Linked DNA regions of Homo sapiens: regions 1 and 2 are each linked to region 3. Evidence: read pairs that join two places in POLR2A ChIA-PET (ENCODE). Cell type or tissue: OCI-LY7. All regions are shown on one strand. Links, peaks and the distances in the headings refer to the core of each region. The heading gives the core; the rest is flanking DNA.

What was found. Peaks named below come from ENCODE experiments on the same cell type or tissue, not always from the same donor. Only the 100,000 strongest peaks of a DNase experiment are listed, where the experiment ranks them.
Region 1: POLR2A ChIA-PET joins it to region 3 with 10 read pairs; 2 of 35 experiments call an interaction of 5 or more read pairs at or near these places.
Region 2: POLR2A ChIA-PET joins it to region 3 with 84 read pairs; 2 of 35 experiments call an interaction of 5 or more read pairs at or near these places.

Annotation. Positions count from the first base shown.
Region 1 is chr4:81,048,156-81,055,008 of GRCh38, forward strand. It overlaps BMP3 (bone morphogenetic protein 3), which reads left to right. Exons shown (of 3, transcript NM_001201.5): 3 at 5,190-6,853. The coding sequence ends at 5,381. Among named protein-coding and RNA genes, the nearest start is that of BMP3, 21 kb to the left of the region's middle. RefSeq lists a silencer at 4,123-4,172. In OCI-LY7, for the core only: CTCF peaks have their summits at 4,502 (motif pointing left), 4,724 and 5,959 (motif pointing left); DNase peaks (open chromatin) are centred at 2,086, 4,156, 4,496, 5,936 and 1 weaker place; H3K4me3 peaks cover 4,483 bases; H3K27ac peaks cover 5,000 bases.
Region 2 is chr4:81,028,055-81,034,907 of GRCh38, forward strand. It overlaps BMP3 (bone morphogenetic protein 3), which reads left to right and starts at 2,654. Exons shown (of 3, transcript NM_001201.5): 1 at 2,654-3,546. The coding sequence starts at 3,231. In OCI-LY7, for the core only: CTCF peaks have their summits at 3,836, 4,904 and 5,104; DNase peaks (open chromatin) are centred at 2,217, 3,067, 3,447, 4,997 and 4 weaker places; H3K4me3 peaks cover 4,807 bases; H3K27ac peaks cover 5,000 bases.
Region 3 is chr4:80,607,100-80,613,952 of GRCh38, forward strand. All of the region lies in intron 3 of CFAP299 (cilia and flagella associated protein 299), which reads left to right. Among named protein-coding and RNA genes, the nearest start is that of CFAP299, 270 kb to the left of the region's middle. In OCI-LY7, for the core only: no CTCF peak of the experiment used is centred there; DNase peaks (open chromatin) are centred at 3,282, 3,922, 4,482 and 5,842; H3K4me3 peaks cover 3,401 bases; H3K27ac peaks cover 5,000 bases.

The DNA.
Region 1 (6,853 bases), core at 1,243-6,242, 440 kb after region 3:
ATCTTGTCTAAATATTCATAAAGGATATTTTACTGATCAAACAAAGTTGTTCAAATGAGATAACATGAAAAAACACACACACAACAAAGATGACAAATGTAACAAGCAGTGATGAGTCTTTATTTTACAGTGTGGCTTGCCTTGTGGCATTGAGAGGCAAGAATGGTTTCAATATCTGTCTTTAAACCCAGGATGACTGACTTTAGTTGGGTCTCGAAGTTTTCCAAATAATCCCTCTCACTTATAAAGGGTAATATATTCTGGGTAGCCTGGGGAAGTAGTTTTTCCCTTTTCTCCTGACTACAATCTTCAGGACTCAGGAAGCCATGATAATGCAGAGATACTCTGTTAGTTTGCTTTTGAACCTCTAGCTCTGGAGAATTGATTTGGTATCCACCCCACCACAATTACTTCCAATTTGTCCCTCTCATTTATTGGTTCTACCTGCTTTTACTGTTCCGAAACCTGCTGTTACTTCAGAAGAGCTCCATCATGTTTCTCAGTGATCTAAAGAATAATAATTTAAGAATTGATGAGGAATAAGGTAAAAATAGCAGAAATAAATTTAAGGAGAGAAGTATGTTAGTGCAGAAGAATAATTAAATGTACACGCTTGGTCATAGCAGGGCATCTTAAACCTTAATGTCCTGGCAAATTGCCCTGGATTTAGTTAATATGTAGGTTCTGATCCAGTGGATATAGGAGTAGAGCCTAAGATTCTGCATATCTAACAAGTTCCTAGGTGATGCAGATGCTGCTGATTCACAAATTGCACTTTGAGTAGCAAAAATAAAAGTCAAATCCTTTTAACTTGAATCTTGATTCTACCACTTACCTGCTATGACTCTTTGGAGAAGTTATTCAGACTCTCTACAAGTTATTTTTACAGTCTGAAATGGGTCAAATAGTAAATAGTAAAAATAATAGTTTCTATATAACAAAAACAGTGGAAAAATGAGACAGTAGAGCACCTTGCACATAGTAGGTTATCAATAAATACCTGTTATTGGCATTATTATTCACGGCCATTTCTGAGACTGAGGAGAAAGAAAAGCAAACGTAGGACTCTGAAGAAAGACTACATAGGAAACGAGATCAAGAGAATAAAAGTTGTAAGGCAGGAAAATGTTTTCTAAATGTTTCTAGTCCCTTTTCAAACATCACAAAGCTGAAAATAGGTTTCTCCCTTTGCATTCAACCGCCCGTGAGCTCTTCCAGGGAGGTTTATTTGGAGAGTAAGAGAATCAGGAGAGCATCAGTTGCAGCAACTGAACTCATCATAATATTTGTCAAAACTTGGAAGGGCATCAGAACTCCAGGGAGACATAACAGGGATAAGTGTGGAGCTTTCTCTCTGAGCTTCAGATTTCCTTTTGCCAAGTTGAGAGTGGAAGTTTGGCTGTTACATAGAGTTCTCAATCTCTCATCACCTTGTGTGTATCTGTTTAACTTTTAAAGCTTTCTAGTGGTTCCCTTTAAGCCTTCCACGCCTTGTGTCTTTCAAGTGGTACGGTGACCAAAAAGATGGGAAACATGCAGCCAAATGAAGCTGCTACATTAGGGGTAATTAATAAACATCCCTGTTATCTGCACCGTGTCCAATACTGCAACCAGAGTGAACTTTGTAAATAAAAATATAGTCTAAGCAACAGAGGAGAATCAAGGCCACTGGTCAGATCAGTACAAAACATGTGGAATAACTGAGGTGCCAAAGACCTTTCAGACTTTAGATATAGTTTTTGCCCCAGAGAAAGTTCCCCCAGGCTAGACTGCTTTGTTGGCCCTCCTTTCTTTTGGCCTCCTGAGCCAAAGAGTGTTCTATATGGCAGGGCTTTTTGTCTGCAAAAGTTGACAACCTGTTCTCTAATTCAGAACAGCTGTGTTCTTTCTGCCTTTCCCAAATTCCAGGCTTTGCCCTTTCACTGATTCCAATTAGATAGTTTCTGGGCTATCACACCCATGTGGGCTGGACTGGAAGAATTGTGGAGTAAAACTCCATGGCCCAGGTCAGGAATGAAGGCTCTTAGCTGATGACATGCTCTCCCCTGCTAATGCATTTGTAATCAAATTCAACTCGAGGACATCATACACGGCTTGGCAGGTGCAGGCCTGACCATTGTAGATTTCATTCACAGACACGGCAGTTTGGATTTTTCTGATTTCTAGCCCTTACAGCCAATCTGTTCTCCCAGAGAGAGATTCTTGGAATTCTGCCATGAGATGAAAAATACCCATACAGTTAATGCCAAGTTCTATACCTTTGCCTCTCCTCATCACCTTAGAAGAGATGGAAAACAGAAATTTCAAATGAAAGTGATTGAGCTGTTGTCACTGACAAAGATCCAAGAGAAGTTAGTTTTGCTTTTTTTTTTTCAAGGAATTTTGCAAAAGCTATAAATAGCAAACACATAGAATTAGGCAGCAAAGAATCTAAACACTTTGAACCAAGTATTCCATACAAAGAAGAAATTCACATTTAATGCGTTCAAAATGATACAACCTCAATTAATTTCCTGAATCTTCCAATTCTAATCTCTGGTCATAAAAATGAACTCCAAAAACATTAAATCTTGATGTGCTAAGTTACTTAAGCAAAAAATTACCTAACTGCTATTGAAGTCGTGCTTCACCCTCATTAGAAAGAGCTGGTAAGGCAAATACCACAGATATGCATTAGTAATTGATATATTAATTTTTTAACTTGTTTAATAAAGAGTCATGAGAAACATGACCTGAACTCAGAAACAAACAGAAATTCCGGACTGGCAATATGCTTTACACCAGCAAATTACCGGATGGATCTTTTGTGCACGATGTAATTATTTCTGTTAATGGCAGGTTGATCAGAGGATTTCATAGTGAGAAAAAAAAAAGCAGGGGAAACTTCCTAGTAATCTGAGAGGTTCCTGATAAGATACACCAATGCAGAATCAGGGGCTTCTGTCCAAATTCCAGTGAGCCCACTAGAGACTACTCATATACTCATAGTTTCTGAATCTATCATTTGTTACTTGAAGCTGTAAAAAAAAGGACAGGAATTTTCCTAGGAAACACCCATGAATATTATCCATATCTACACCAGGTCATTTGCACAGAAACTTGTATTTGTGTTGATAGGAACTATTTCCACAGAAATGGATAAAAATGGAGGGTATGTTGTTTCTTTTAAGTATTTCATCCATTTAACAAGCATTTGTTCCATGCCTAGATTATACTAGGTGCTCAGGAACAGCAATGCACAGGAGAATTTAGCACCCAAGGTCTCATCTAATTAAGTTGATCCACTTTGTATAAAATTCAAATATTATAGGAGTCATTAAACATTAAAATAACAGAATAATTTTGGAAAATCTAGTTTAAAAGTTTTCGCTTTATGACAAGCTATTTAGATTATTGAGTCATAAAAATAACTTTAAATCAGTAGAGAAAAGTGGATGGCTGCAAAAGCTTTCTTTAGAAATTACCAATAGCAATAACAAGCAATGGCTACTGACATTTGTTGTACAATACTGATTGTAGTTTGTGTAAGTTACACAGATATTATTGGTGATGCAGGGCATACAATGTGCAAAATAAAACAGCATGGACTTCCTCTCCTCAAGGGAGGAATAACTTGCTTTGTAATGAATTAAAGCTAATTAATTCAAAGTTAACCAGTCTTTTTAACATATACTGAAAATCTCTAGGAAAAAAAAGTAAGAACAGTTGCCCATCATTAAGTCTAATTATTTAGTTACTTATGCCTAATCACAATAAAGTTGAAGTCTGATGTATGGATTTTATTTCATTGATATTAAAAGATGGGATGAGATTTAACCTTTCTCTGCCAAAAATAATCCTTTTTTTCTTTTTTTTTTTAAGAGTATGCCTGCTTTCTATATTATTGTCTTCTCCCTTGGTTTGTATATACCCTTAAAGTTTTAACTTGTTCCAGTTTCCCATGCTGGGAGCTTTAGGAGTTTGAAATTAAAATACCAATCCACTGGGGCGGGGTTCCTCTGAGCCATGAGAAACATGGCTCAAAGTTCTGAAATTAAAAAGCGAAAGTTTTGGTCAAAGTCCTACTCCTGAATTGGTCTCTGGCAAGTTACCAAACTTCTGTTTCTCAATGTGTTTAAAACAAAACTACTTTCACCTGCCTAAAAGAGGAATCGAGAAACACAGGTGTTGCACAGTGGGGCATCTCTTAGGAAGTTCTTACCACTCTGGCAATACCTAACATTCTGGACTTGCAAAAATGACTGTTCCTTTAGTACTTTTAGCTAGAGCAGAGCTGTATGGGGTTCTCTAAATAAAACCACATGCTTCACATGAATGTTAGTGGTCCCATTTGGCATTTTCTCAGGGAAAAGATTCTTACTCAGGCTTCTTTGGTGAAAGTTCTGGTATCCATAGGATAACTTTAGGCCCTCATAATTCCCAGAGGGAATTCCCAGAGGACGTGGCCCACTCTTAGAACACAACTCCATGCCTAATTCTAAACCAGTGGAGCAACAGTGACCCCCAGTGGCCAATGGTGTGGTCTTCTTACCCCCCAGTTTGTACTTCTAAGGAGAGTTGAATAATTACATAGTGGAATAGTAACCATCCAATCCATCTTGGCAACTATTAAATTAAATAAATCAATACCCCTCTGACCTGCTTGGTTTTATTTTAACAACAATGCCTAAATATCAATATAGCAGTGGCAATAATGTATCTCTGTTAAATAGAGTGCTTGTTAGGATTTTGATTAATGTAGGGTCAATAACGAATCATTTTTTGTTTCAATCCTGTTATTGAAAACACCGTAGAGTGTATTAATTCCATGTTTGGGGGCTAAGTTGTTTGTAATTAAATGATTCTTGCTGAGATAACTTGGTTTAAATCCTCTACCATTTACAAGCTATTTGAACTTAGATAAGTCGTTTAAGCTTTTTGAGCCTTTGTAAAATGTAAGAAATGTTAGCTTTGTTGTGAGAATTAGAGATACTACATATAATATGCCTGGAATGCAGCAGGCACTTAATAAATAATAACCATTTTGGTAGTGGTGGGATAGGCGATTGGGCTTAATGTATAATGATGCCAGAGGTTTTATTAAATTGTTGAAACAAATTCATTAGATAAGCATTTTGTGTAATGAGGACTGAGGAGTGGAAACGCAGTTCCACCTAACATATGTGTTCTTCTTTCATTTCTTTCTCTAGTCTTTGAAGCCATCAAATCATGCTACCATCCAGAGTATAGTGAGAGCTGTGGGGGTCGTTCCTGGGATTCCTGAGCCTTGCTGTGTACCAGAAAAGATGTCCTCACTCAGTATTTTATTCTTTGATGAAAATAAGAATGTAGTGCTTAAAGTATACCCTAACATGACAGTAGAGTCTTGCGCTTGCAGATAACCTGGCAAAGAACTCATTTGAATGCTTAATTCAATCATTAGTTTATTTTTATGGACTTCTTCCTGTTTTTTTTTTTTTTTTTTTTGCACTGCCAATGCATTTTGTTTCAAAAGATTATTTCTATAGTCAGAGGGGAATGAGCAAATAGACTGAAGATTGCCACCAAGGAAAAGAACTGTATTTGTTTCTGAATGTAACTTAAAGCAAGATTTTTAGTAAATATGGACATCTATTTCTCTTTTTGTAATCAAACACAACAACTTATCAAACTGTTTTTAGAACTGTTAGAGAACACACTGGTTTATTTTTGTAATGTTCTTTGAAAACAGAATGGAGAAGCAGCAATAGCTTGTCATTTATCTCATTTAATGACTAATGGGAAATAGAGAACAATTTCGCGTTTTGAATTAGGCTTATTGCCTTAGAATCCTGAGAAAGTGCTAAATAATCAACTCTGATGTTTTTCTTAAGTTCTTGAGACTCTTGTTTATCCTTGTTTTTCCTCCACAAGTCATTGTCTAAGTGTAATGGAAAGTTTATGCTGAGCGTTAGTGTGTATGTATGTGCGTACATGCGCCAGGTGCCTGTGCCCTCTGTAGGATGGTTTGCTTAATATGGTTTTATAATTCAGTTTACACAGGATTCTTTATTTTTTTTAATTTTGTATTTTGGCAAACACCATTCAGTTATAAGAACTTTGCCAAATATGATAGAATAATTCAAGAGCATATACAGAGAGTTACCACTTGACCCAGCTATTTAATTGCAAATACAGTTGTTTTCATTTCATTTCCTACCAGAAAAAGGAATCAGAAACCTAGTTTTTGAAAACACAAGTGTAATTCCTCTTTTGTACTTCTTTTTCACAAATGCTTTTATTTATTCTAAATTGAATTTAAAAATCCTTCCTAAAGCCATTAACTCTTTAATTCTCCTGATATGCCTTTACTTCCTATGAAGTTATTGGTAGATGTTGAGGCCCAAAAACTGGTAGAATATTGAAGATCTTCTTAAATGACCAATTTAACCATAACCAAATATTGAATATCATTCTTCAGTCACATCTAAGTCAGGCACTTTTTCACATAGATCAGGGCTTTTGGCTCAGTCACGAAATCTACAAGTTAGCAAAGCTTACAAAACATTATTCGTCAGGTATGGGAATCAAATATAGACACTTGTTTGTCTTTGCTTTCCATTTCTATGTGTCACATACATATATGTGTCCTCTTATAACTTTAGTCTTCAAAATTATTTCAATATCCTTCTTCTCACTATATTTATTTGTGTGATGGAAATGCTTTCAGGCCGTAGATCATTGTTGGTGTTAATCTGTGGTTAATCCTCATTTTAGTTCCGTCTTATCTGATACTTAGAAATATCTCAGCCATTTTGGAGGCTGTGCAGTATCAGAAGACGTGGAGTTTGTTCTGTCTCTGCCTGTAGCTAATTATGGTGGTTCAGTCATTTAA
Region 2 (6,853 bases), core at 793-5,792, 420 kb after region 3:
AAATGAGTTATTATAAGTCCAAAATTTGGTTGCTACTAGTGTTCTCTGGTTTGCTGGCTCCCATATCCATATTCTGTTCTAGTCTGGAATTACAGCTGGGAATCTCTGTTAGGGATTATTCTACTTGCTCATCATCCCCTGTTACTATGATTATTCTGAATGACATGGCTGGTCATTAAAATATAAAGATGGGTATGCCTTGATCTCTGCCTTAGACAAAAACAGACAAGCGATTCTCTTAGGTCTCAGCCGACTCTTTTTAAGCATTTGCTATGTGCTAGGCACTCTGCTAATCTCTTGAAATGGACTATCCAATTATTCTTTACTACAACCCTGTGAGATGGCACTCTTATTTTATGCTTATGGCTTAAATAACAGATTGGAGGTGCAGCAAAGGGAAGGGAGCCATTGTAGACATGCTGTCAGTCTTCAGTATCTATGAATGAAGAATCATGTGGAGTACAGAGTGGCAAATGTTGTGACAGAAATATGCACTGTAGCTAAAGGGAGGGAAGTCTCAAAGATGGTTTCAAAGGGGAAGAGGATGAACTTCTTTGGCAAGGAGGACTGGAGCTGAGGGGGACCCAGAACTATATATTTAAAGGCCAGAGGTGACCACCAAAGCAGAAGAACTGAAAAAGAATTTTCTTCTGGATTTGGCATTTTCCAAGGGCAGAGTAAAGATGTCAGGAACGCTTGAGGCAGGCCTAGAAAGAGGAGGCAGCTGACAGAACTGAGAAAGGGCAGAAAGGAATGGAAAAACAACCAATAGTTCACAGGGAAAAAATCAAAGAGAGAGTTTCCAGGGCCTATTGAATTTTGCAATTAGATCTTCATTATTAATCACAAAAGCTATTATGTTCTTTATGCCAAGCAAAGATCAAACACATGATCTCATTTAATCCTCACAACTACTCTTGAAATATGTGTTATTATCTGCAGAACAGTTCCCGGGGTGGCTAAGGGCAAAATCCAAACCGCAGTGGGTTAAGAAGTGACTGAGTGGGGAGAATGTAGTCTGGATTTGGGATAAATTTAGGATAGAAAGGGATTGAGCCCCTATTAAAGGCTAGTGAGTGCGCCAGTCACTTTAGCACTGCTTTCTAATGTCATCCAAACAAAACTCTAAAAGGAATGTGTTGTTATTCACCATCAAAGAAGAAACTCAGATCTGGAGACATGGTGTGACTCCAGGAGCCTATCTTCTTTTCGATCAACTCCATTGCCCTACAGAGGGGAAGAGGGATAAATGCAATAGACATTGACTGAAGATTTTACTGCATATGGTCAAGAACTGCACTAAACATTTACATGGATTGCACACTGAAACTTCAGTTTAAATGCTAATTTCACTATTAATAGTGTGGTTATCTGGCCTGAGGCCAGAAATCAGACTCCCTGAATTTGGATCTCAGTTCTGTCACTTACTATGTATCCTTTTGCCTCAGTTTCCTCATCTGTAAAATGGGTTTTGCTGTGAAAATTATTTGGTAATATACTTGAAATATAAATAACAAGGCATGTCTAGAGCATAAGTGTGGAGAAAAATGTTAGCTCACAGTTGTTTTTTGTTTGTTTGTTTGTTTTTTGTTTTGAGACAAAGTTTGCTCTGTCACCCAGTCTGGAGTGCAGTGGCACAATCTCGGCTCACTGCAACCTCCATCTCCTGGATTCAAGCCATTCTCTTGCCGCAGCCTTCCCAGTAGCTGGGATTACATGTGCGCACCACCACGCCCAGCTAATTTTTGTATTTTTAGTAGAGATGAGGTTTCACCATGTTGGCAAGGCTGGTCTCGAACTCCTGACTTCGTGATCCACCCGCTTTGGCCTTCCAAAGTGCTGGGATTACAGGCCTGAGCCACTGCGCCAGGCTGCTCATAGTTTAATCTCCATTGTACAGCCATGACAAGAGAGAATTAGGAAGACAAAGCTAGCGACTCTTACATTCTGTTCCGGACTCCGGGATCTTCCACACACCCTTGTTTTTAGCCACCACTGCACCATCCTGCTGGGAAACCTTTTGGGGACCTGTAGGAAGGAAACCTTTGGGGGAAGCTGTAGGTGGGGTTGTGGTGTGTTTGCTTGTTTTCTTATTTGTTTTTAACATGATATTGACTCGCACATATTTCTCACCTCGAGAGAAGATGATGCGGGAGAGAGGGGCGTTATGATGGGTATGCTCTCAGAAAGACAGGAAGCTATGATGACGGGCTGCAGGTGCAGGGGCCCGCAGTGTCCGTCAGAAGAGGCTCGGGAAAGTAAGCGAGAATGGTGTTCACGTTGTGACTTTGTTTGGAATCATAAGACCGAAAAGCCAGGAAGAAGTTCTGTTTTCCTCTGCCCTCTTGCTAGCCACCACACAGCCACTGTTCTTGGAGAATTAAAAAAAAAAACAAACAAAAACAAAACAAAACAAAACAAAAAAACCGTCCCTCCTACCATTTCTTTAGTCCTGAATCTCCTTTTCCCTTCCTCTCCCCAGCCATCCCCACCCCTACTTCCTCTTCTCTCCCTCCCGCTGCCAGTTCTCTGGTTACTCCCCCCCTCCCTTGCTTCTATCCCAGCCTGGTGCAAGCTAAGAGGGCGAGGACGAGGGAGTGGGAGAGATTGGCTGAGGACTCTACAGATCAGCTAGAGAGCGAAAGAACTAAGTCTCTCTCTCTCATACACACACACACACGCACACACGCGCGCGCGCGCGCGCACACACACACACACGTACACTAAAAAACTCGGACCAGCCGCGCCGCAGCTGCTCCAATCCCTGGAAAAGGCAATCGAGCGCCCTCCGGACCGCTGCGCACAGCCCCGGCTCCGACCTGGCGCCCAAAACAGAGCTAGTCCTAGTCCCTCGCGCGGCCAGTTTGGCCGGGTGTTCCCAAAAATAAAGCGAGGAGGGAAGGTACAGACAGATCTTGAAAACACCCGGGCCACACACGCCGCGACCTACAGCTCTTTCTCAGCGTTGGAGTGGAGACGGCGCCCGCAGCGCCCTGCGCGGGTGAGGTCCGCGCAGCTGCTGGGGAAGAGCCCACCTGTCAGGCTGCGCTGGGTCAGCGCAGCAAGTGGGGCTGGCCGCTATCTCGCTGCACCCGGCCGCGTCCCGGGCTCCGTGCGCCCTCGCCCCAGCTGGTTTGGAGTTCAACCCTCGGCTCCGCCGCCGGCTCCTTGCGCCTTCGGAGTGTCCCGCAGCGACGCCGGGAGCCGACGCGCCGCGCGGGTACCTAGCCATGGCTGGGGCGAGCAGGCTGCTCTTTCTGTGGCTGGGCTGCTTCTGCGTGAGCCTGGCGCAGGGAGAGAGACCGAAGCCACCTTTCCCGGAGCTCCGCAAAGCTGTGCCAGGTGACCGCACGGCAGGTGGTGGCCCGGACTCCGAGCTGCAGCCGCAAGACAAGGTCTCTGAACACATGCTGCGGCTCTATGACAGGTACAGCACGGTCCAGGCGGCCCGGACACCGGGCTCCCTGGAGGGAGGCTCGCAGCCCTGGCGCCCTCGGCTCCTGCGCGAAGGCAACACGGTTCGCAGCTTTCGGGCGGCAGCAGCAGGTGAGTGCGCGAGGTGAGACTCCCTTCCCGCGGTCCCGCCCCAGCTTTCTCCCGGGACCCCCCACAGCTTCCTTGTCTGCCCCTTGCTTGGTGGCGCTGCCTAGGGACCTTTCTCCGCCCTCCTCAGCTGCCCTCTGGATTCCTCCGTCCAGTCACACCCCGCGTGTCGCCAGCTGCATCTCCTGTAAGCCCAGTTTTCAAATCCAAAGTGAGAGGGGGAAATAGAATGAAGGCGCGGAGCAGTGGAGGGGTAGGCTGGAGGAGCTTCGTGGAAAAAGGGAAGGGGCGACACCCCATGCCTGTGAGGCCTCCTGCCCTGAGTGACTGGAGCACCTCTAGGGTACCTTATTCTGTTGATTCCTAAATCGGCCAGCGGAAATTCCTTTGGACTGGGCTTTAGCCATGTTTACTAAGAGGCAGATGCCATTTTATGCCAATGCCAGGACCCGAGAGAAATCATACTTGAATAAGACGCCTTCCCCTCTCCTTTTCTCCTTCCCCAGTCGCTTCTCCAGATATTGCACCCGCTCCTAATTCGCGCCCTTTGTGTTACTGTACTATATTTGACACTTTACTTGATAGTTCCTTAGTGGCAAAAAAAAAAAAAAAAAAAAAAAAAACAGGTGCTTGGGTGTTTCGATTATTAAAACGCATCTGGGTAAACAGGGGTTGTACCATCCATCCTGGGAGGAGCTGGGAGACAAGGGGAGGGAGCAACCCTGGATGTAAACACCTCTTGGAATCTGCCCAAGAAAATCTGCTCATCCCATTTTTCAGCACAGATCACTTCGGACTGAAATTCATGGCTTAACAAGGTTTCTCCTAGCCCCTGTGGTGAAGGGAATAACTTATGCTAACAGCCTCCCTCCCTTGTGTTAACAGCTTGAGGGAAAGCTTCCTGGACACTAACTCTGTTTTTATGCTTTGAGGATTCACCAGGCTTTTTTGTTCACTACATTCATGATAAGGGGAAATGTAACTGCAAAGCCTGTCTTCAGTGAACAGTTGAACAATAGCCAAGAATCTTCAAGAAAATGAGGCCATGCCTCAGTCAATACTGTCAGAATCACTAGAAAGAAATCTCCCAAAGTTTTGATATGCAAGACTCCTGGAAAAAGGGAAAACTAAGGCATTCATCAAGGAAAGCCCTGCATTGTCTGTGTAAATATATTCTAGAGCTTACAGGCATGATGACATTTACAATAGATGTGAATTATGCTTCCTAATACAGAAGTCTTTAGCTAGAGACTGAACTGAACCAGATTTTACTTTCTTCTTAAAACCATGAGCATGATCTGTGAGGAGAGCGCCACCAGTAAGGAAAAAGAAACCTGCTCTGTGTTATCCACAGTATCCTAGCCATTGGAGGAGGCTGTCCTGACAGCTGACTACACCAGTGAATACTCTGTTTACTTTAGTGCAACTCTAGGGGCATAACTCAGTGAGTAACTCATGTGGGAGTTGCAAGGATTGAAAGGAAGTTGGGTGAGCTAGGCAGGTGGCAAAAATGAAGGTACTCAAATGACTCTTATCTTGATATTTGTTTTCTTGGTTATATTGCTAGGGAGTAGCTGAGGCCCCTAAGATAAAAAACAATATGTTTGGGATTAACAAGTTTCATTTATAGAATGAACCACATGGTTTGGAGGTAGAATTTGAATTTGTTTCATTCACGTATTGTATAGCTTTTATTTGTTTTAGGCCAAGTTAACCATGGATAAAGATTTTAACAACTCAGGCACCATATTCTTTTTGGCTTCAACTCATTCCTTGCAGTATTCCAGAGTGTGCCTTATCAGCCTCACTGTAGTCTCATAGCATCAAATAATAAACTCTGATATGGAGGCCAGACATTCCCTTGAAACGATGAGTTGCAGCTTGATGCATATATACAAGGCTGTGTGCCCTGATAAGAAAAGTAATCCCTTTAGCATCCTAGAGACTGTCTTAATGACTTATTCATCAAATGTAGACACTGGTTTTTGTGGAAGCTTAAGTGTCATGTTACCTCATTGAGGCTCCTGGTGAGGTGGTTCGTGTTGGGCCCCTTCCAAGAGTGTTTAGTTACTAACACACTAAAAAGACTATTATAAGGCAGTTCTGGCTCTAATAAGGCAGGACTCTAGGAAGGTGCTAAGGTTTTCATGTGTGTCCCTCTCTCGTCATCCATATCAGCATTTCCATAACACCCTTTCACCTTGTGACATATGTTCCCTTGTAGGTGAAAGATGCTGTCTAAATTAATATAGTAGATATGTTTTCCAGTCCAGAGTTTTTAAGTTTTAGAACATATGGGTTTCTCTGTACTGAAGACGTTAGAAATTTTAATGGAAGATCAGGTGGTGTGCTGTGTATGGGGCAGCTGCTGATCCGGCAGCCTCTGAGTGCTTATTCAGGCTGAGTTATAGCTTTAGAGTCCTGTTTGTGCCTTGGTACATACCTGATTAAAATTATTTATTGTTCTAAACCTAGAATATCTTCGATTGAAATTTAGCTGCTGTGGTCTCCCTCTGATTACTTTCTACTTAAACCATTACTTGATGGTGGGTGGCATTCATCCTAAATACACTTTCTGCTAAACCCTTTTCTCCTCCCTGAATGCTATGTAGTTGGTGTGCCAAAACCGTAAGTTTGGAGTGCTTGTAAGTTTTTTTGTCATGTGGAAGGGTTTACATAAAGATAGGTTTTATCTTTCCCTTTGCAAAAGGTAATTCACAAAATCTATTAGTGACAGAGAAGGTCAGCTTCATAAAAATACACCATGTGAAGGAAGACAGAAGGATATGAAATTAGCATTTATTTTGATTTTGGTTTAAGTTGTCTCTGGCTACTATATGATAAAGAAGAATATTTTACATGAATTTTTCTTCTGTCTTGATCTTTTAAGATACTTTAGGATCATCACTTTCTCATGACTCCCATAGTCACTTAATCTTCCTTTTCTTAATGACAAATATAATCTCTTTAGGAAAAACAATTAAAGCACACATGTTGTTAGGAAACTTTCACTATTCATGACATGCACCCACCAAAATAGCACATTTTAGTGAGTACTTATCACCTTTTAAAAAATCTCACATACTTCATAGATTTAAAAAAATAACTGAGGCAATCCAGCCCCACAAGTGAATATTTTCCTGCAATGAGGAAGAGGAGATTCTTTCCTCCTATGACCAAAGTACTTTTAAGATAAGTAATTATAATATTGAAATGTTTCTGAAGTATAAGGCTAAAATATAAGGCTTCGGCAAAGATAGTATATAACTAAGTGTTGAATGATCATCCCAATAGGAGCCATTCCTTCAAA
Region 3 (6,853 bases), core at 1,202-6,201:
TTCTAGTCAAGATTATGATCAAATTTTCTTACCAATTTTCTATTGTGAACATTTTATGTCTTTCAGAGGGCAGCTGGAGTATTACTTTCTCAGGAAGAGTATAGCAAATAGAATATTAAATAATATTTTTATTGTATGGTCCTGTGATACCCTAAACTTCTTCATCGCACCTGAAATTTTTCTCGGTATCTATCTCCTTAGATAGACAAGAAACAATAAGTACTATAGAGTCTTGTTGGTTCATGTATTCTCTACTTCATAAGGATATCGAGATGCTCTGCCTTTCTTAAAAGCAAAAAGTAGAGGGTGGAGAAACAGAGAAAGTGGAAGAGACATCAGTGAGACAGAGAGAGACCATGAGAGAGAGAAAGTAAGAAAAAGAACAAGGAATGGAGAAGGGAGGAAATGAGGGAGGCAAGAAGGTGATGACGCCAGGGGTTAGAGCTGTAAACATTAGAGAATTAGGGAAAAAATGAATTGTAAGACAGAAAAAAAAGAGAAAACACCAAGATATAAGAATTCAACATTTTCCTACTTCAGAAACCAGAGAAACATTGTGTTATTTTCCATAAAGTCAAAGAAGTCGACAGTGATCGCTCAGCTTCTGGCTGCAGACTGAAAGCTATGTGTGTTGGAAGGGCATGATTCAGAATAAAAAGGATTGTTTCGAGGGCTTGTATTATAATTTAAGTTGTGCAAGGAGAACTGGGAAATGTGTCACTGCAAAGGTGAAATACTTGCTTTCCATTTCTTAATGCTGTGGGAATAGAAATGTAATTATGGTCATGAATCTTTCATAGTGGGGCCAACTTGGAAATTACATTGAACTGGGAGCCTATGTATTGTAACAATGTGAAGGTTACATGAAGTAGTTTTGCCTAATTTTATTTTAGATTAGAATGTAGTGTAGTGGAGACATTTAGAAAGCATTTCGTAGCCAAAGTTTCTTTTTCAATTTTACTACTTTACAATTTTATATACAAATATATGTGTGTGTATATATACACACATACTTATCTGTACAGTTATAATATATGGGGATATTCATGTTAGAGATATGAGCTATCTAATTTTTTTTTACCATTCACAAGTGTTGTCGAGACTAAGTAATTAGGAAATAGATAACTGATTCCAACAGTACCAGAGGGTGGGGTTCAAGCTATACTTTAGATAGGAGATTTGTTAACATGTGGAATACACCTCAGTTGGATTTCCCCTTTTAATTTGTTTAAGCTAAATCAACAGGAGACTGATGCTGCTCATATCTTGAAGAAGCAACTGGCAGTAAGTACTGCTTATGGAAAAGTTTCCTTTACAAGTTAGAAAAACATTTTGGCTTCATCCTACATATATACTCCACTCCAAGGGCTATTGCTACTGTTTTCCGAATTACTCACCAGCTTGATGAATGACAGTCACAAGTAGTGCTTTTATTGCAATGTACAGATGTTGATATTTTCCAGAATTTTTTTAGGGTAAATGGCTCTCATTTTGAAAAAAAGCGCATTGTAGATTTAATGAAGGAACTTAGGTTTTCACTTAAAAAATCCATACAACTCTTATATTTTAAAATCTTATTTTTTAAAGAAAGTTTGTTTAAAGAACCTGTTGTCTTTGGCATTGATAGAAAGCAGATGTTACCAATGGGATGAAGCCAGGAGGTTTAATGAGTAATAATAGAGTTAGAAACAGAATAATCATGTTAAGGGTCAGAAATGGGTTAGAATTCTTGTGTAAAACTGGGTAAAGCTTACACGATGCATGTGTGTGTGTGTGTGTGTGTGTGTGTGTATGTGCACAGAGAAAGAGGGGATGATTAAAAGGAGAAGAATAAAGAAAATGTTAGATGAAAACATTTCATGATAAAATACAATTCTAAAAATAACTTGAGATTGCCTACATTTAACTTTATTTTATTGGGTATTTTATATTCACATAGTGTTTGAGACTGTTAAGTCAAGGTTATAACTCAATATAAAGGAATGTATGGATGAATTTTTTGGAAAAGTTTCCAAGGGCTTTAGTATACATATATTTGCTACTTGAGTACTTTCCTGTGTTCAGAAATGTAAAATGCTTTAAAAAAATAAGTATATGTTGGGTTAAATAATGTGACTTTGTAAACAGGAATATTGCCTTGTGTGTAATTACACTAGCAAAACTTCCAGTTAAGTCAAAATAATATTCCCAGTTATTAGGAGCTTCTTTCTGTGATATTATTTAGTTATGCTAAAGAATCTTGATAACTATGTCATGCTGTTCCTACAAATATTTCCAAGGTAGGAAACTATGCAGTGAGAGAAGGAAGCTATTTGGTAGAAGAAGGATATATTTTTTGAAATGTTTCAAGGTTGGTTTATAGGGTTTATTTATTAAAGTGTAAAGGTTATTTAGATATGTCTCTTTATGTTGGATTTTTATCAACAGAATATTTATTTAATATCATATAATTTTAAGTAGTCCAGAGTAATCAACGTTAATGTTATTTTTTATTTCTTGTTTATATTTATAAAAGGCCAAAGTAATAATGGAACATATGATTTTTTTCATGGCACAATTAATGTGTACCACTTTTCCTATTTTTTGTTTATTTAACATTTGTGGAATTTCTTAAAATTGCTATTTTATGTGTAACTGTTTTGGTAGTTCTCTAGTAATACATAGTTTGTCTATATTTGCATGTTTATATGCTATATTCTATAAGTTTTTGTGCTCATATTCCTGTGCCTACTAATGAATTTTGTCCAGGAAAATAATAATTGTGTTTGAATAGTCTATAAATGACCCTCAAAATGATAGAGTGAAAAGAAGCTAAAAATTCTAGACTATGTTTGAACCAACCAAATGCACTTTAATAGGCCTATCCTTATCCAGATTATATCTGGGCATAATTTTACCCACAGGATGTTTTTAAAGACTTTTAAAAAGGCTGAATAATGCTTATTAGTGTCTATAGATTTGCAGAGAATTTGCTTACTTATTTTATTTTTATGCTTTATAAGGTAGTTCTAAGTAATTTATTAATTGAAGAGATTCTGGTTCCTCCTTGTGTCTCTTCTTTCTGATCACTTTAATAATCCTTTTAATTTGATAAATGCTCTAAAAAAAATGACACTAGTGAAGTGTGGACAGAAATGAGAGTCTGCTCTCTGTTCTTAGAAGACAGCACACTGATTTCCCTGGAGTGAATATTGCTGAACCCAGCAGCACTTCCAGTGTCCCCCAACCCCTAACCTGGACTTAGTACTGAAGTGGTAAAAATATTCACATTTAAGAAAGCAAGAGCAAAATCTAACAAAACGGTATGCAAATTTAGTACCTACAGAGAAATAGCCACTTCTCATTTTTGTCTCCCATTCTATCTTCTGTCTTTCCTAGGTCACTGTCACATTCTTTCTCAGGTTATAGTAATTCATACTTTATCTTCTCTATTTTACAACCTTAATTTTCTGAAATTCAGTTTCTTAGCTCAGCACCTTAAAAATAATAGTACAGAATGTATATTAGTTTAGTTAGTGCCATTTAAAGAACTTTTTAAAAAAAGTTTTCATCAAAATGGACCTAAAGCTAAAAAGTCCTTTGGGACATTATTTCTGATACCATAAAATCTACAAAGTTCCTTTCTAGATGCAAACCCATCGATTCTATTCAATGATAATAATAAAGGCTCTTTTATACCCAGATGGCTATCTCAAATCTTGTTATCAGCCCTCCAACTTAGTTGTAGGAGGGTTTCATCAGTCATGGTTATATTGCTCTGGGTGGCTGATAACCATTGTGCTATTATTAGTTGGGTGATGAGCTGGTCACCCTGTAAGTTTCTTTAAGTTGTTCTATCAGCCCTCCAAAAGTAAGTGCAAATAAACGGGTTCCAAACCCCTTTAGAGCACACTGTAAATCTTTGTAACTTCATGGCCAAATGGTAAACCGCAGGACCACATGACTCAATTCCCTTGAGACAGTCATGTTATTCCTGTCAGACTTTTCTTCCCTCATTCATCAGCTGGAAGCTTTCATCTCCTTTTAAAGTCATGGCCTTTCAAGTAGGGGTGAAATTACACCTGTCAGTAATAAATGTTCTCAGTGCTCTCCATCATTCTGTCTTTTCACAAAAGATATTAAAAGGAAGCATAGCTTATTCCACATTTTAACACCATGTTTTTTTCTTTCTCCACTTTTAGATACCTTCCTGTTATGTAATTGTTGAGCAAAGTTTTAAAATATTCACTAAATCAGGGGACATGTGGGAATGCTGGGCAAATTAGCTTCCATGTGAACTATACATTATATTCAATAACTACATTAAACTTATTTGACAGAATGATTTAACTGTATACACAATCTACAACGGCAATCTAAATGTGCCCTTTAGCACACTTGTTCTGTTTATTTTTTCTAAGTTACACTCTGATAACTTTGTGGTTGCCCATAATACCATACAGCAGGTGCACCTGTGTAGCCACCATTTTATTTACATAGAGAACAAAGTTAATGTTTTATCAAATCCAGACCACACCTGCATTGGGACACTTGTAGGAAGCAGGGTTCAAATCAAAATTGCAATTTGCTTTTAGCCTGATATTTGAACTCCACTGAGCAAACTCTTTTGAGTTCTCTTGGACGTTTTGAGGATTCGGCTCTTAACTCCCTGTTAACTGAAGGATGAAATGGGAGCTGGAAGACTGAATATGTTACCTGAAAACCCTGTCACTCACTATTGTAGGTCTTGACTCAAGAATAACTGAATTGTGTCATTACAGCCTACACCATACACTGTCCCAAGCAGAGAATTCTTCAAGTACAAGTGTATTTGGCTTGATATACCTGATTATGAGGGCAAATATTTTTGTAAATTTTCTAATGCTGAACCAGATTAATGAATAAATGCTGTGTGAAATTCACAAATCGTCGATGATGGTCATGCTCTAAAGCTTTGTTGTTTTGTTTTATTTTATCCCTTATAGGGACAGTATGTGCCATTTTTTTTTTGTAGATTAGTGATACTGCAAAGAATCCATACAAACACATAACCTCCCACAATTATTAGCAAACCATCGTGTTTTATTTTTTCCAGAACACAAAGGAAGTATATAATTTCTCTATTTTTATACCCCATTTCTTACATTCTGTCTTTTCTTATCTCCTTCCTCTTCAGGAGAAAAATAAAATAGTAAACTGAAAAACAGACCCTAAAACTCAGTGAGAGGGATAGATTGCCTCAATTTGTCACTAAACTAAAAAAAATTATCTCAAAGCACAATGCTGATTTAATTTCTCTGGAAATGATTACACATTTATCATTAGAGTTTTTTTCTATCAAATGGGTTCTGACATATTATTAGAGTTTGAGACAAAATCTGTAGTATCTATTTCAAGCCTAATCAACTATTAACATCATTTGCAGAAACATCCCATCCATATATAGGGCTGAAAATGAATTACTATTATTTAACATTATGTTTTGTGAAATCTCTGTAACTGTATAAAATGATTTGAGAAGGTGAATTGTCCCTATTTGTTTACCCAAACTATCCTTTTATTAAATAATTTTCTGTGGTTTAATTTAAACTATTTCAATAATACTCACACCTTAAATAGAGATTGAACTTAACACCCTCAACTCTGAATTAAGTACATAGTTTGAAATTAATTAAGTAGCTCAGAATGCCTTTGAACTCTGAATTAGGTACATAGTTTTAAATTAATTAAGTAGTTCAAACCCTAATATTGTGGCCTTGGGCACTCACTTTCATTTAGCACGTGGTTCTTAACAAGTTTGATTGTCTGTTTTAGTCACCTTCTAAAGATAAAAAACATTAAGCTGAAAGAACCAAGTATAGCAGTGAGAATTGCAAGACTAACAGCCTAGGACAGAAAGGAAAAGTAATGATGAAGTGCTGGACATGTTATGAGGCTCTTTCATATGCATTTACACATTTGATTCCCCATAATCCTACATGAGATATGCAACTTATTTCACAAATAAGTAAGCAAGGCATGGGGAGCTATGCAATTTCCCCAAGGCTAGTAAGTGGCAGATTTGAGATATTAACTCAAGATATTTTATCTTAACTCAGTGGTAAATGTCATAAGTCACCTATACCAGTTTAAATATTTTCTAGTATATTTGGTTTGTGCAGGAAGTAGAAAATTCATTTTAGAAAGAGTCCATAGAAATGCTAAAATATACAGAGCTTTGACACCTGAAGTTTTTGGTGTCACATCTTTTGTGGAACCTCTCATTTTCTAAGGATAATTAATACATTATTTTACTGAATGATTTAACTCTAAAACTGATGTAGTACGTATGTTAATTCAAATAGATTTAAATCATTCAACTCAATTTATTATAAACAAAAATTACTTTATTTCTTTCATTATCTCTTCAGATCTAGGTTACATGCATAATGTCAATTAAGACAAATAGAAACACTTTTTCCTCCCTGAACCTATCTCCTTCACCAAAATTTCAGCTGACTTTTATGTTTTATTGCTATGCATGCATACCACATAGCAGTGTTCTACAAAATGCAGTCCATCTGTCACTTGCATCAGAATCACCTATGTTGATTTTGTAGAAAGCTGACCAGTGAATTAGGTCATCTGGTATTCAGGCTTAGGCTCATTAAAGTTTGAAACCCACTGCCTTTCAGTTTAACATCATTTCCCTGTGCACTTTAAGATGGTCCTGCTCTACAACTGACTGTATTTCACAATTCATTTGTACTTGCAAAGACTAATGCTTGACCAAAACACTGTTAGCTGAGACAAAAATGATGGAGAAAACATACATCTCTCTTCAGTTTATAACTCTGATAACTCTTCGCTATTCCTTATACCTTTGCTACAGAAA